Regions from separate parts of the Homo sapiens genome. Here region 1 is linked to region 2. The links are chromatin loops, found by intact Hi-C in ENCODE. Cell type or tissue: Caco-2. All regions are shown on one strand.

Region 1 (8,000 bases), 510 kb after region 2:
GTTTTAAGATTATTTTTAAGAATGAAGAGAGGCTTCAATGTATCATGGTTGTTATAAGTTTCTCAACAAAATAATTCAGCTATTATCAGTCTTGAAGGTTAATTTTTTTAGACAATAGCCTTTATTTTATTTCAGTGTGCAATTGTGATGATGTGGTGAGGCTGGAAACACTGCTATTTGTTATTGTGATAAATCTGAAGATAAGGCTTTCAGGAAAAGTGATAGCTCACGGACAATCTAGAAAAATGTTGCTTTAAAGCAAATTCCTCTTCATGTTGCAATGTTTTGTTTCTTTTGGATTCTTTCTTTACAAGCAATGATCTTTGCATGTTATCTATCATATTGAATATGCAGCTTATCCTTCTCCAGAAGTCAAAGAGTGACATCTATAACATTCAAAATTATTATTTCAATAAATAAAAAAAAAACTGCAGGTAGAAATATTAGCTATAGATCTATTTTGGGCCACACTTTAATTTTAATCATTATTGGATCTAGGATTAAGCCTTGTGATCTAGACCTTGCTCTGTAATTGTACAGATATGCAATTCTAGATATATCTTTAAGCATTGTCTACATTTTCTTTTAAATATATACTTGTCTATGGCCATAGAAGCATATTATATAATAAATAATACATTTTTTACTATACATTTACCATAAAATGTATATATAGTCTATTTGTGTGCATATATTTATACTTTTATAATGTATATGGAAAATCTAATGCTTATTTTTATGCATATATATTTATGTATATATGTGAACACATATATACACAGATTCATATATATATGTAAACACATGTATTCATATATATATCTGTATTCATATATATATATCTGTATTCATATATATATATATCTGTATTCATATATATATATATATCTGTATTCATATATATATATATATATATCTGTATTCATATATATATATATATATATATATATATATATATATCCATATATCTTTTGGTTGAATGCCGTGCTATGGCCAAAATAGTGCAAAGATTATATACTACATATAAGGCTTCTTAAAAAATTAGAGTCCTTTGGAAATTCAAATGCTCATAGGCTTGAGTGTAAAATACTAGAAATAACAGAATATTTTGTTTATCAAGATAGCTAATGAAATTTTAAACAAAGATCCTATTTCCATAGCAATGCTCTTGATGATAGAGATCTGAAAAGGGTAGGAAAATCACAACAATAACAAGAAACAGCAACATGGATAAGCAAATCTCATTTAACATAAAGGCAAGATTGAACAGAGAGAAACATTGTACTGAAAGACCCACAAAAGAACTGATTTCAAATTGTTCTAATGTAAATTTCTGTGATTCTGTCAGCAGAAATTATGATAATGTGTGGCAGAACTACATTTGAGGTGTCAGTGGATATTTTTTCATTTTGGTGTCTGTCTCTGGCCTCTGCAATTGGAAAAGGTACAGCTAGACAAAAGGAACAAGTAAAGCCCCCTTATAAATTTGAAGATTCTTTAGCTTTCCACCATTTAAGTATTAAGTTCACGCTTCTTATCATAGCCTATAGATCATTCAAATGCAAATTCTTCATCTCATGTCCTGCTCTTCCCTCATATGGAGGCCCATCTGCAGCCACTCTAAATATGCAATGTACAAAACACATTGTGCTGCCTCAGGTCTCAGTGCCTTTCTTTGTATATGCAGTTTCCAAGACTTAGAAAAATGTCCCTACAAAGCCTCCACACTGCAGCTTAGACCCAGTGCAAAAGCCACGTCTATGCTTTGTGAGGACATTCTCCTCGTTTCCCTAATTTCCTCTTCCCCCTTTTAAATTCGTATTTCCAAGGAGAAAGCAGAGTACTGTTTGGGAACCCAAAGCTATATATTTAAATTATGGATTTACTACTTATTGCAACAGAGAATGTAATCAAATTATTTCGTCAGAATTTCAGTTTACCTGCAAATAATGTAGAGCATGATGCAATGTAAATTATAGAGTTTTTTAGGTCTTAATGAAATATACAGATAAAATTTTTCATAAAGAGACTAATGCACAACAGATACTCAAGAAATAATGGTGCTCTTCCTTCACCCACTTCCCCCAACCTGTGAGCTTGCTACAATAGCAAGTAACTCCTCCTGCTTCTGTATGTACGTACTGACTACCTGAATTGATAGGAGGCCTAATGAGGTGCTTATTATTAATAAGGAAGACTTATTTATCTTCCTACTCTAAATCTGGCAAAATACTGTATGTCTCCAATGTTTTTATTAAATATATCAAATAAGCTAATGTTTTATTAACTATATAAAGTAAACTAGCCTTTTCCCCCAGGTTTTCTTTTGCTTTTTGCCCAAATGAATTCATATACTCAACATAAAATTTAAAAAACCCACAGATATAATTTCAAACCATGCTTTTACTTTAACATATTTCACTGTCCTTTTTGTTTCATGATCCTCTTAATTATTGCTGTGATGAGTGCTTATTATTTCATCAAGCTGATGTGTCATACTTTCACAACTTCTCAAATATTGTTGAGTGTTCAGCCTATTTCTTATTTTTCATTATTAAATGACACTGTAATGAGCATCTTCATGCATACCATACTGTTTTTTGAAAAATATTATTCATAAGATGAATAATATTCATATTCATTATCAAGATGCATTGATGAGTCAAAGAAAGTGTGAACATCCTTCTGACTGTTGAAATAACTTTCCAAATTGTTTTCAATAAGATTTGCACAGTTCATTCTGTCACCAGTGAGGTGTGTGTATGCCAGTTTGCCATTTTTACCAAAATCTAGTAAATTTCCATTAGATCTTGCAGTAAGTAGACACCTACTGTTGCCCCCATCCTTCTATGGGGGCTACTCCTACCACTACTCCAAATATGTGACTCTAATTGGAAGTCATTTGCTTACTTTAACCCTGTCTTCTTAGGCAGAGTTAATTGCTCTAAGTATCAGCAACTGGGCCAATATTCCTCACTGAGCATTTTTCAAATTGATAATGAGATAGGGACTCAATTTCTTTCTTAAGCTATGAAATAAATGTTGTAAAGCTGGAACTCTTATGTTTCTCTCCCAGATGCTTAAAACTTAACAAATTTGGCTCTTTTTTTTTTCTTTCAATATCAAGTCAAATGCCACCTCCTCAGAGAGGACTTCTGTATGTACCCTATCTAAAGATGTCCCCCTGTTCTATCATTTTCAACTTATTCTCTGTCCTAGTAGTGTATTTTTATAGAACATAACAAAAATTACTTATTGCTAAACCATTTATTTTTTCTCTCCTTATCTCCATATTCCCCATGCTCTTCTGTAATAGATAGAAGAGGAGCTTCAGGAAAGCAGGTGACTTGTTCACTGCTTCATCCTTAGCACCTGGAAAAGTATCTTGTGCACAGTAGGGTGTCAATAACTATTTGTTGAATAAATGTGTGAGATATTCAGTTCTATATCAATAAATCTGAGCTGAAATTACTTCACCAAAAGAATTCTGATTCTAATTTATACGGACCTAAAATCTAGCTTTGCTCAAAGACTATATCTGACTCAGTTTCTTTATTTGTCCATGGCTTACACAATAAAATTCAGGTAATGAAAGAATATAACCTCTTTTTCCAATGAGAAACTTGTGGGAACTTCTACAGAAAAAACAAACTCTCTTGTAATCAAGGCCTCTCACCAGGTTCCACCAGCCATTTTTCATGCCGTTAATTCTCTGCTCAATTTCATTTGGAGGAAAGGAGTTTTACAACAAAAGCTCACTGCAGAAATTAAAACTCAAACTGGTTGCCCCCTGTTCATTTGCCACACAATATAGGTTTCTGGTGACATTCAGCTAATTAATTTTCTTCATTATTAACTACCCGTTATACATGGCCATTATAATGGAAACACATTCAGCCTGTGCTGCACCCCTTACAAGCAAGGTGGTTGTGTAAAGGCTCATTAATATAAGTGAGCTGGGGCAGTCTTCTTTTATGAAGTCAGAGTAAAGTGGAGTTTGAAAAATATTGCTCAGAATCAAACAAATTGCTGAAACAAAAAACATGCTCTGCTGAACTGTAACATCATTTTTTTTTTAGGGTAGAAGGAAAAGTTACACAAAATTAGACAGTGAATGCAATATAGGCATTCTTTATTTTTATTCCTCCAGATGCACTGGAGGGATGGCAAAAGAAAAGAAGTTAAAACAACTGTCCAATTATTATTATTTTAAAATTAACACCCACTTGAATTTGTTTAACTTGTCAGAAGCCTCTGTAGAGTTTACACTGTGGAAAGCCTTTCACCATTGCTTAATCTGTAGTGACATCTGGTGGCCTGAATTACTCAAGTAGCTGGAATAAACACTTCATTATACATGTCTTTAAAGACTCCCTAGTGGATACATGTCCTTATTTGGCCACCATTAAAGATGCATTAATTTTTTCTTGGATTCTAATTTTGTGTGCATGTGACATGGGAGAGAATGAAGGTATAGCAAAACTAATATATGAAGACTACAGTAATGACTTACTTTCGTATTAAAATAAAAACAACTTTAAGATTCTTTTCCATTTTCAAAATTATTTTGTTTTACACATTATATTGAACTACATTATTAAATGCACTAAATCAGTAAAATATTTAATACCTATTAATCATCAAGGACTGTGAATACTCTACCTCTTCGAATTATGATTAATTCACTCAACAAATATTTTGTTGAACATGTAAGCTACATTATCAAAAAATCTACCTGTAAATAAATTTGATTACTCTTATTTTAATCAGTAGAGACATAAGTACGTGATCTCAGTAGATTTCCTAGCATGCCAGTAAGTATTTTAACAGTCCCAAGCACATTTTTATCTTTTGCAGCCACTAACACGTCAAATATATTTTTTGAGTATTTGGCAATTATTCAAATATATTTGCCAATTGAATGACTACTGGTAGTATTGTATATTTCCTATAAATTAGTTGATTATTAATAGAATAATGAGGCAATATATTTTTCTACCATTCCCATTATCATTAAATTGATACCCTTTCAGTCTGGTTAAACAAATCAAGAACCTGGGACATACCTTTGATTCTTCTTTTTCCCACACTCTTAAATGCAATCCATTAATAATTTGTTACTTTTACTTCCTGAATAGATTTCAGACCTCTTGAAATATCTTCATTCATCATAAGTCTAGTGCCAGTTCCCATTATCTCTCAACAGGACTACCTTCAGGGCTAATTTCCTCATATTTATGTTCATCCTTTCTCCAAACTCCTCCACATTGCAGCTAGAGTAATCTTCGAAACAAAACCATGTTAGGTCAATTTCCTTATTAAAGCCCTCCACTGGCTTCCCATTGCTCTTCATAAAAGATAAAACTCTTGACTGATGCATGGTCTTATTCAATCATACACCTTCAGCCTCAATTCACACAAGGGCCTTTAACTCTGTAAATACATCATGACTTTCCAAACCCCACAACCTTTGCACATGCTGTTTCTTCTTCTTGAAGTACTTTTTTCATCTCTCTTTACCTAAAAAACAATCTTACTCATTTTTCATACATATGTTTGCAAGTTACTTCATATAAACCTCTCCATGTCCAAGTTGACCTCTCCATGTGCATTTAAATTCCCCAAATGTATCAAGATGTACCTTTTTTCCTATTTACCAAAGTTGTAATCTCATATTTTTTGTAGAATTTGATTAATATATTCTTCCTCTCCTAGACCGTAACCCTCATAGGAAACAGAAATCTGTCTGTCTTAATAATCCTTGTATCCTTAGCACCAAAATCAGGAACTGACATATGCACTGCAGTTGCTCATGAAATATAGGCTAAAATAATAAAATATATATAGAGAGAGATAGATATACATATATATAATTAATAGGCTGGGTGTTGGAGTTGAACATGCTTGAGTTCAAATGTTGGCACTGCTGTTTTTTTAGTTCTATGAAACATGACACATTACTCCTCACCTGCAATTAGGTTTAATAATATTTACCTCAAAGGGCTGTAGTGAAGATAAAACTAAATAATGGATTTGTGAATGCAAAGTCTTTGGCAATGATAGTTACATGATAAGTGGCAATTAGTATTATTAGTAGTAGTAGTAGTAGCAGTAGTTGTAGTATTGATGCATATCTAAAGAAAAATGCCTCAAATTATAGGGTATGGGCACTCTCAACTGCCTTTGTGATTTTGTAGGGCTTGTCAGCAGGGCCTTAGAGAAGTTTATCTGAGAAACTCTACACCTCACAGCAATCTTTTCTTAGGAGATGGAAAGCATGGAAGAAAGGTGGTAGAGCAACAAGAGTAGTAGCCAGAAATTCTACCTGAGAAGTAGAGTATAATAATAGGGAGGTGCAAGAAGCAGGTGAATTATCATTTTACACACACACATATATTCATGTATGTACTCATCTTTAACTAACCATGACAGCTTTAGGAGACATTGCTCTAGAAAAAGTATTTGTCAAAGAAGAATGGATGCTGCTCTTGCAAGGCTGAAGGCTTCAGATTACTGAAAACCATGGAAGAAGACCTCAGAGGTAAGAGATTCCCAAACTAGAGACAGGTGATAAAGGAGCAAGTTACACTTTCAGGTTTCAAACATTAGGTTGGGAACTTGGGCCAGGGAATCTCTACCTGCATCCTTATGTGTGTGTGTGTGTGTATGTGTGTCTGTGCATGTGAGCATGTATGTGCATATATATATATATGTCTGTTTTAATAATCATTTTGTGTATATATATATATGCAAAAGTACATTACAAATTATTCAGATTTAGATGTTTCCTTTGAGATTGTCTGTTTTTCTTGTTTTTTTGTATTCTGTGATTAAAAAACATTGTTTAAAGATATATATATTGGACTATTTAGAAAAACATAGTAACAATATGAAAGGGTTAGATCTACTGTACATGCTTTAAAGGTATAAGAGTATAAGAACCACAATAAATTGTGATAGATATATTTATGCTTGACTCTATATTCTTCTTTCCACACTTCATTTTGGGATTTGTCCTGGTTGTTCAAAGGTATATTATAAAAGCAAAAATGGAAAAAAGCCTGGCCACCCACAAAGATAAACCAGGGGAGAGAGAGTATTTAAATTAAATACTAATTTAAAAATCAATTACTGTGGTTTTTAGTTGAGAGGGCACAAAAAAAAAACCACATGTCTAAACCCCAACTTTTACCAATGGAAATAGAGTCTCTAGGGTATAAAGCTAGGGTGACTCCACTTTGAAGAAGTTCCTCAGTAATTTTAATGAGCATCTTTGTTTGAGAACGTAGAAGTAAAGGCCAGAAGAATTGAGTCTAGTGGGAATTATTTTCCTACCAGTTTCTTTGGTGCTTTTCAAATACGTTATGGCTTTTTTTATTTCTACATATTTTATTCTTGATGTTCCCTCAGTAGCCATTCTATTTTCCTCTCACCAGGGCTTTAAAACATCCTTTTTCTGTAAAGATTTCCTACATTCTTTAATCAGAATGAATCCTCACCTTTCTCTGTGGCTTTTGTCTTTTGATATCATTACAGCAATCATTCTACTCTGCCTCACAATTCTTATTAGTGTATCATTTGATTGTATGCTCATGTCAGGTATATCTCACCAGACCTCTGGCACAGGGCTTTGAGCACACAAAGTGCTCAATTAATGCTTTTTTTAAAAGAATGAATAAATATTTTCCATTTTCAAATTTATATTTAATGAAGTATAGCATATGAAGTATAACATAACATATATAACATATACTGTCTAGATGTTGGACTCTAGATTTAGAATGACAGGAGGCTTATACCAGTTTGGCCATCTATTAAACACCTCAGTGCCTCAGTTTTCTTATGTGGAAAATAAAGACTATAGTATCTCTAACTCAAAGGGCTGTTAGAAATACTAAACGTTAACATATTTAAGATGCTTAGATGGGCACTTGGCATGTAGAAAGCATTCAGCCAATGTTGGCTATGTCGATTGGATCACCAATCTGCAGAGACATTGC
Region 2 (8,000 bases):
GGGCCATAATTTGAAACTGAAATAATACAATCCAAGATTTGGCAAGGGCTTAATTAAAAGACTCAGCCTGCTATGATGCTAGTGTTATATCAAACTAAATTTGGCCTGAGGATGCTCCATACTCTAGTCCTGACATAACAAACTGAAACCTAACTTAGTGCATAAACTGAAAGCCTAAATTAGGAGCATACTTTTATAACAAACAGCTGAGGGTCAGCCAACCACAGCAGTTGAACTTCAGTCAATTGCAGGCGGCCAACTGTTCAAACTATGTTCCAATAAGGCAAACGCTGAAATATAATCAATCGAGCTATCTCTGTACCTCACTTTCATTTTCTGTACCTCATTTCCATTTCCTATCCATAAATATTGTCTGACCACGTTGCAGACCAGAGTTCTCTGAACCTGTTTAGGTTCTGAGGGCTGCCTGGTTTGTGAATTGTTCCCTGATCCATTAAATTTTATCAAACTTAACTTGCTTAAGGTTTTCTTCTGTTAATACTAGGACGCAGACTGCCTCTAACCTATTTATATTAGTCAGGGTAGGCTAGATTATGGTGACAAATAGATCTAATTAAATGTGGTTAGCTCAACACAATAGAAGTTTGTTTATTGCTCATATTAATGACAGGCCCTAGTTTGACAGGAATTAGTTGGTGGTAGTGTTTGTGTGAGTTTTGTTTTGCAGGGAGAAGCTCTTCTCCACACAGCCAGTCTTGAACCAAGACTATGACAGCTCTGGCATCTTGAGTTTGTGGTCCCCGAGGTTACCCTTGAGATCATCTCTTTTCCCAAGTTGAAAGGAGCAAAACTCACAGAGGAACATGTGGAAGGGTTTTATGTTCATGCCTATAAGTTGTATGTATCACTTCTGATTAGCTATAATTCAGTCATATGACCAATATAACCATAAGGGACATTGGGAAATGTAGCTTGGCTGTGTTTCTGGGAAAAACAGGAGAAAGGGTTTGCCAACATCATTAATTACCAACTTAGGCAAAAGAAATTCTACTTGTAGATCAGCTAATGTTACAGAAGGAATATATTAGGGGTCAAATAGGGTTTTGTAAGTTATCCCTACAGCATTCCACGTGTGTGTATGTGTGTGCGTGTGTGTGTGTGTGTGTGTGTGTGTATTTCTTGTTATAGCACTTTTCATCTTTTTCTTCCTGTCCTTTCTTCTCTGGTAGAGTTTATTGGAAGAGACAGGTTTTGGAGTGAGAGGAACTGGGATTGCAGTCCAGCCAGCTCTTCTACATTTCAGCTACATAGCCTCATCAAGTTTTAGTTTCCTCATCAGTCAAATTAGGGCAATAATGTGTAGGCACTAGAAGGCCAGTCTGGCATGAGATATGATGTCAGAGAGATTCTGTGTTTTGGCCACATCTGCTCATATTAGAACAATCTGGTCACTAGAAAAATAGGAAATAAAATACCTTTGAGCTTGACTTTAAAAAGTCACTTAAAATTTTTATTCTTTTTTTTTACATTAACTTTATTAAGATAAGCTTTATAAACAACAACATTCAATGATTTAAGTGTCCAATTTGATAAATGTTAACAAGTGTAGATAGTACTGTAATGGTAGTCATAATAGAGAATATTAATATGTATTTCCAATACCCCAAACCTTCCCTTATGTTTCTCTGCAGTCAATATATTCCCATTCCACCCCTGGCCCTGATAACCATTGGCATCATTTCTGTCAATGCAGCTTTTCCTTTTCTGGAACTTCATATAAACGAAATCATAAAGTTTTATGTGTGGTCTCTTTCATTTAGCGTGATGTTTTGAGTTATAGCCATGCTTTGTGTATATCAATAGTTAGTTTCTTTTCAATGAATATTATTCTATTGTATAGATATACCAAATTTATTTATAAATTCTATGCCTCAGTTCATAGACATTTGTATTTTTTGGCTTGGCTAATGTGAATACATCTGTCATGAAAATTTGAGCACAAGTCTTTGTGTGGACACATATTTTCATTTCTCCTGAGTAAATACCTAGGAACTGGACTTCAATGTCTGTCTTGCTTTGTTTTAATGCTTAATAATTTATATATGTTTGCTAACCTGGCTTATATCTCTACATTGGGGAGGAAAACATTTTGCATAAAAGACAATAAATTTTGTTTACATGATTGGGATATGCCCCTATTTAATACCTTGACTGCTTTATATAGTAATCTCTCAAGCTTGGCCAGTGTGAATTTGACAGACAAATAGCAACATAAGAGCTATAGTTATGTTTCTTCCACATATTAAGTTTCTTAAGTTTCTTCCATGTATGAAGCACTGAACTTGGTAAGGTCTTAACAATAGCAACAACAAGTATTTAAACATCAACAACTCTGTCACTGATAAAGTTTTATGTTATTTTTAAAATGTAGAAACTTAAGCATAAAGATGATTATACTTGCCCAAAGTAACTAATTAGAAAGGGGTACAGAATGAAGTCCAAACCCTGATCTACCTGATTTTCAATCCCATACATTTTCCATTGATCTATGTTTTTGAACCTTCAAAGCTGCAGAAAACTTTCTGGCAATGGAGATCTCGTTCATGGTTTTGTCTGTAGGAAGAACCATCTGAGTGTCTTGCAGCTCCTCTCCCTTTACTAGGCACCTTTTTGCCTATGGCAGATTATGCAGAGCAAATATTGCCCATTACTTTCTGCATTACATAAAGTCAATTTGGATTTTTGAATAATTATTTCCATCAGACTCTCAATACAAAGTTTATGAAGATAGGTATACTTAATAGTTTAAATAATGAATATTATAGCAATCCTAGATAATAGAGAAGTCTTCAAAAAATTAATCACCACCTCAAAAAGGCAAGATAGTCTCTTACAGTTGACAAACCCCTTAGCAACACAAACAAAGCCCTATAAATCCTCCTAACATTTTCCCCCTTCCCTTTAAGTGTACCATGTTGGGCTGACTCTATATCATCTAACCTTAACATCATTCATGATCTAGACAATGACAAAAAGAGGATAATAGCAGTTCAATGTACTTTTAAAATGCCTTATCTTTATAAATAATATTGAAATCTCTTTGCTATTTTATCTATGCCTTGCATGTAAGGCAAGAATGGTGTTTTGCTCATAGGAAGTTCTCAAATTAGTACTTATTTGAGTACAAGGTCAATTTGTCACTTCCTCTTTCTATTAGTTTTGATTATACCATGCTAGAAGTATGAAATTATTTTCTATTAATAAGGAATTGTTTCAGCAATGGCTGAAGCAGAGAGTACTTGCAGATGTAATCTCAAAAGGTATGTAATGTGATTGAATAAAATAAAATAACTTCAATTATTTTCAATCTCATTATATCATTAAATTTATGCTATTTATTTAGCAGGGTGGGTGATCCAGGAAAAGACATAGGTTCATTTGAGTGATACTAGAAGCAATAGCTAGGGGATCTTAATTGCTCCACTGATGAACAAATTTTTTTTCCTTCTACTTCTCTGTTCTTCCCTTTCTAGTAAAGCTTACTGGAAGAGACACAGTTTTGGAGTAGGATGATCTGGGATTGAAGGCAGGCTCTTTTGCTTTACATCTAACTGATGTCTTCAAGTTTTAGGTTTCTACTGAGCAAAACAAAGATAATAATATCTTCTCATATGACTGTTGTGAGAATTAAGTGGCTGCTTACGCTACTCTCTAAGGTAGGAAATACAGAAAGAGAACGAGCTTAGATGGGTAATATAAACTTTATTCCTGTGATGAACTCAGGCGCCTGTCAGACATTTGTAAAATATTTAAAAGGTGATGAGTAGGTAGGGTAAATTTGGACAGCCAGATCAGAAGTGTAGAGTTTTGTGAGGTGTCAGATGGAATGACTGTTGTTTGCTCAAGGAGAGAATGTAGAGTCAGCAAGACTCTGGGAACACAGGGCAGAGACCCTGGGTGCATCAGCATGTCAGGAGTGGGCAGCAGTGCCTCAAAAGCAATGTAGAAGTTTCCAGAGTGGAAATGCATAACCATGTTCTTCTGCATCTTTGTGGGCTGGAGTACAGCACTGTGCTATTTTTGTGAGGCTTTTGTGCAGTTGATTAAAAAAATAGTATCTTTGAAAAGAACATTAGAGAACACCAAGGGAAACTTATAATTGCCTAAACATTTAAGTTTTCTAAGTTGTTGATGACAGCTGGTCGAGCAGTCTTTTCTTCTACTCTCCAATTTAGAGGGAAATGCTGCCAACAATCTCTCACCAGCAGAGGGACCAACCTGGATGCTTTCCTTGTAGCAGAGGCTGCTCTGGGGGTGAAAGTGAAACGAGAGCACCCAGGCTGTCTGATGGTAAAGTCTGCATCCTCGGCTTGATCTGGCCTCACTTTTGGCTCCATTTAACAAACATCCTACTTACTGAGCATCTATCACATATTGTGTTGGGCAACTGGGACAAAATATGACTGAGAAGCAGTCTCTGCCAATAGGAATTTTACAATCTAATGCAAGATTGAGCCATACCAATTCATGGAGACAAACACAAAAAGGAATGCCTAACACCATGCCTGGCCCCAGTTTTAAAATATTTTCTTTAACTGGAAGAGAGTTTTCCATTATGTACCTTCTCTCAGGCAATATTAGATTTGTATCTGTATTATGGAAAAGGTATTATTACCTCCATTTTTTAAAAGGGCAAATTAAGTCTAAGAGACTTCAATTTGCCTAGGATTACAAAGTCAACAAAAGGTAAAGATAAAATATTAGCTGGTTATGTTTGGACTGCAAAGCCCAGTTCATTACACAACACTATTTAGAAATGCAGAAAACCAACTGTGAAATTTTAAATGAGAATACACTGTTTACCTGCTAAATTCAAGAGAGGAAGAGAGGTCAGGGAGAAAGAAGGGACGATGGTGAGGAGGAAAGAAAAAAAAAGAGACAGGAAAAGGTGAGAAGAAAGACAATGCAAAGAAGTAGAAAGAGTGAGGAAAGAAAGTTAAAAGAACTAAGAGGTACAGGTGATAATGCTTTCCTGAGCTAAAGATAAACATCCCTTCCAGCCAATAATATTTATAAAAATTTCTTCTCCAGCATTCAGAAGGTGAAAGAAGATCATTACTCAGTAGGACCTCTTCAAAGGGTGAGTAAAAGCTGTAGAGTTAATAATGTTAAAAAATCTTTCCCCAAAATCAAGAAAAGCAGGAGAAATAAAAATAAAGCTCAAAGGGAAAATGGAACCAAAGATAAAAATCAGACCATGCTATTACTAACTCAAAGACTTGAAATGAGCAGAATAATATTTATAGACCTGTGGGCTGTGAAATGAAGGGATCTGTTTCTCTGGCATGCATATGTCAAATATAAATGCATGTGTATATGGACTTCATAACTTGCCTATCTTACTTTTATTTGAGGATCTACAAAATGTGATAGAAAAATGTAAAACTTGAAGTTAGAAACCTTTGAGTATGGCTCTCACATTTTACACAATTACTTGGGAAAATAATGTATATCAACCTCAGGGTCTTCAATTGTAAAATGGAAACAACATTCCAGCCATATCTATAAAACTTGTTATGATCAATTATCTTGAATCAAATGAAATGAGGTAGTAGTGGCATCATGATTAAGATCATAGGCTGTTTGGTAAGTGCTGGGTTTGAATTAAGGACCTGCTGTTTAACACTAAGCAAACTCTTTTACTTTGGTAAGCATCATTTTCTTGTCTATAGAATGGGGATAATAACAGTACTAAAGTCATGATGAGGTTATGGGAATTGTTTGGGATCACGCATATCATTGCCTGGCACAGTACCTGGTAAGCAGTAAGTTGTCAAATAATGCTATTTGATGATTGTAAGGATGGTGACAATGCATGACAATGACAAAGATAATCATGATGGTTATGCTTGGGAGGATATAATATCCTCTGGAAAGTCTTCCCTCACCTCATTCTTACCTCTGCAGGAGACACAAATGTCCACCTCTATGTTACTGTATGATTTTGAACATACTTCCACTATAGATCTTTGTTAAATAATGATACTGACAGGATGAAGGGAGTGATGATGCTGTAAGATTTATTAGGCACAGTATAGGTAGATAGCATATTATCTATCCTCTCCTGGTAGAGTGCCTCAATCCTGAGCTGAGTCATATCAATACAATCTTTTAAAAGATACTGTGAATGGCTGCTTTCTCACATGGCTCTCTTCACCTTCAAACCCACAATAGCAAGTATTTTTCATTCTTTGGATCTCTCTGATTTCCTCTTCTGCTACCAGTTAAAGACAATTCTGTGCTTTTAAAGAATAATGTGATTAGATTTGGTTGATTTAATGAAGTAATCTCCCTTTCCGTGAACTAAAGGTCAATTGATTAGTAGCCTAATCATTGATTAATAAGCCTACTAATTGATTAGTAGTATGATTTTGACTATACGACTACTATAGATGCTATTAAATAATCCCGTTGTCACTAAATTTCCTGTTCTTCTGTCCTGCAAATTTATGAGCATCATGAGATTCTGTTCCCTCACTGCCTTAGACATAGTAGACTTTCAAAGAATATCTGCTATAATATTCTGGGATTGCACACTGTAAACTCTAAAGCAGTAGAGGCATGCTCACTAGTGTAACTGTAATTGTTTATATAGGTTTTTTCTCCTGTTCAATTTTTTTTTTTAAATAATAAGCATTCAGTGTGTTGGGAAGGTGTCCAATATCACCACCACCTGTGATTCTGAAAACAGCTGTTTTTTGTTTGGTATAAAAGCAAGGAGGAAGAAATTGACTTGGAACTGGAGGTACTTAATAACAGCACAAAAGATAAACAATACAAACCTTGTTGATGAAAATGTGGTCATAGAAGACCAGCATAACTATCTCCTGGGATCTCATTAGACAAGCAAAGTCTCAGGCCCCATCCAAAACCTATTGAATTGGAATTTGCATTTAACAAAATTCTCAAGGGATTCCTGAATTTGAGATGCTCTGCTCTAAAACCCTTGGCATAGTCACTGAAGTAGGCAGAGAGCTCTTTTTCTGAATTATCTTCAGGAAACGGCACTTAGAAAGAAGCAAACATCTACAGATCAACTCTATGTACCAAGCTCAGGATAGGTGCTTTGATACACATTTTACTTTAAACCACCCAGTGTTCTTATAAAGTGTATGCTGTTATCATTCTTCTTCTTTTTTTTTTTTTTCCTGAGACACAGTCTCACTCTATCATCCAGGCTGGAGTGCAGTGGTGCGATCTTGGCTGACTGCAACCTCCGCCTCCCAGGATCAAGCAATTCTCCTGCCTCACCCTCCCAAGTAGCTGGGATTACAGGTGCACACCACCATGCCTGGCTAATTTTTGTATTTTTAGTAGAGATGGGGTTTCACCATTTTGGCCAGGCTGGTCTTGAACTCCTGACCTCAAATGATCCATCCGCCTCAGCCTCCCAAAGTGCTGAGATTATAGGTGTGAGCCACTGTGCCCAGCCATTATCATTCTTTTATAGATAAAACCATGATGCTCAGAGACAATGAATAAGGTAGGCAAGGTCACACAGTAAGCAAGTTGCAAAGTTTGAATATGATGTGATGATGCTGCTTCAAAGTCAATGTTTGCAGGAATCCTAAGCAGTCACATGAAGCCCTAATTTAGCGAACCTGTTCTTAGCCTCCAAACCTCCCATCCAGAACCATTACCTCTATCTGAAGTTGTGCATTGGCACACCTTGTTTAAAGGCCAGACTTCAAATTCAGGCAGGTATGTGTTGAAATCTCAGCTTCTCTATTTATTTGCTATGAAACATTAATATTCCTGTACCCAAACAGCAAAAACACTCCCTCCACAGGGCTGCTACAATGACTTAATATCATGTGCAATAAGCACTTGGCACAGTCCTTAACGGACAGTAAGTGTTCAACAAATACTAGATGCTACTCCAATTAAACTATTTCTTTCTAAAAACCTTCTCAATTTGATATAAATAACACTCCCCAAAATGTCTTAATGAAAGTATTGCTTATTCCTGTGTTTTATAG

What was found. Peaks named below come from ENCODE experiments on the same cell type or tissue, not always from the same donor. Only the 100,000 strongest peaks of a DNase experiment are listed, where the experiment ranks them.
Region 1: it touches region 2 in a loop (17-fold over the local background); 3 of 110 quality-filtered maps call a loop at or near these places.

The regions. Positions count from the first base shown.
Region 1 is chr11:81,233,008-81,241,007 of GRCh38, forward strand. No RefSeq gene overlaps it. Among named protein-coding and RNA genes, the nearest start is that of LINC02720, 470 kb to the left of the region's middle. In Caco-2, a CTCF peak has its summit at 4,318 (motif pointing left); a DNase peak (open chromatin) is centred at 4,324.
Region 2 is chr11:80,723,309-80,731,308 of GRCh38, forward strand. It overlaps LOC105369409 (a long non-coding RNA gene), which reads left to right. Exons shown (of 3, transcript XR_001748502.2): 2 at 5,053-5,101. Among named protein-coding and RNA genes, the nearest start is that of LINC02720, 35 kb to the right of the region's middle. In Caco-2, no CTCF peak of the experiment used is centred here; a DNase peak (open chromatin) is centred at 4,253.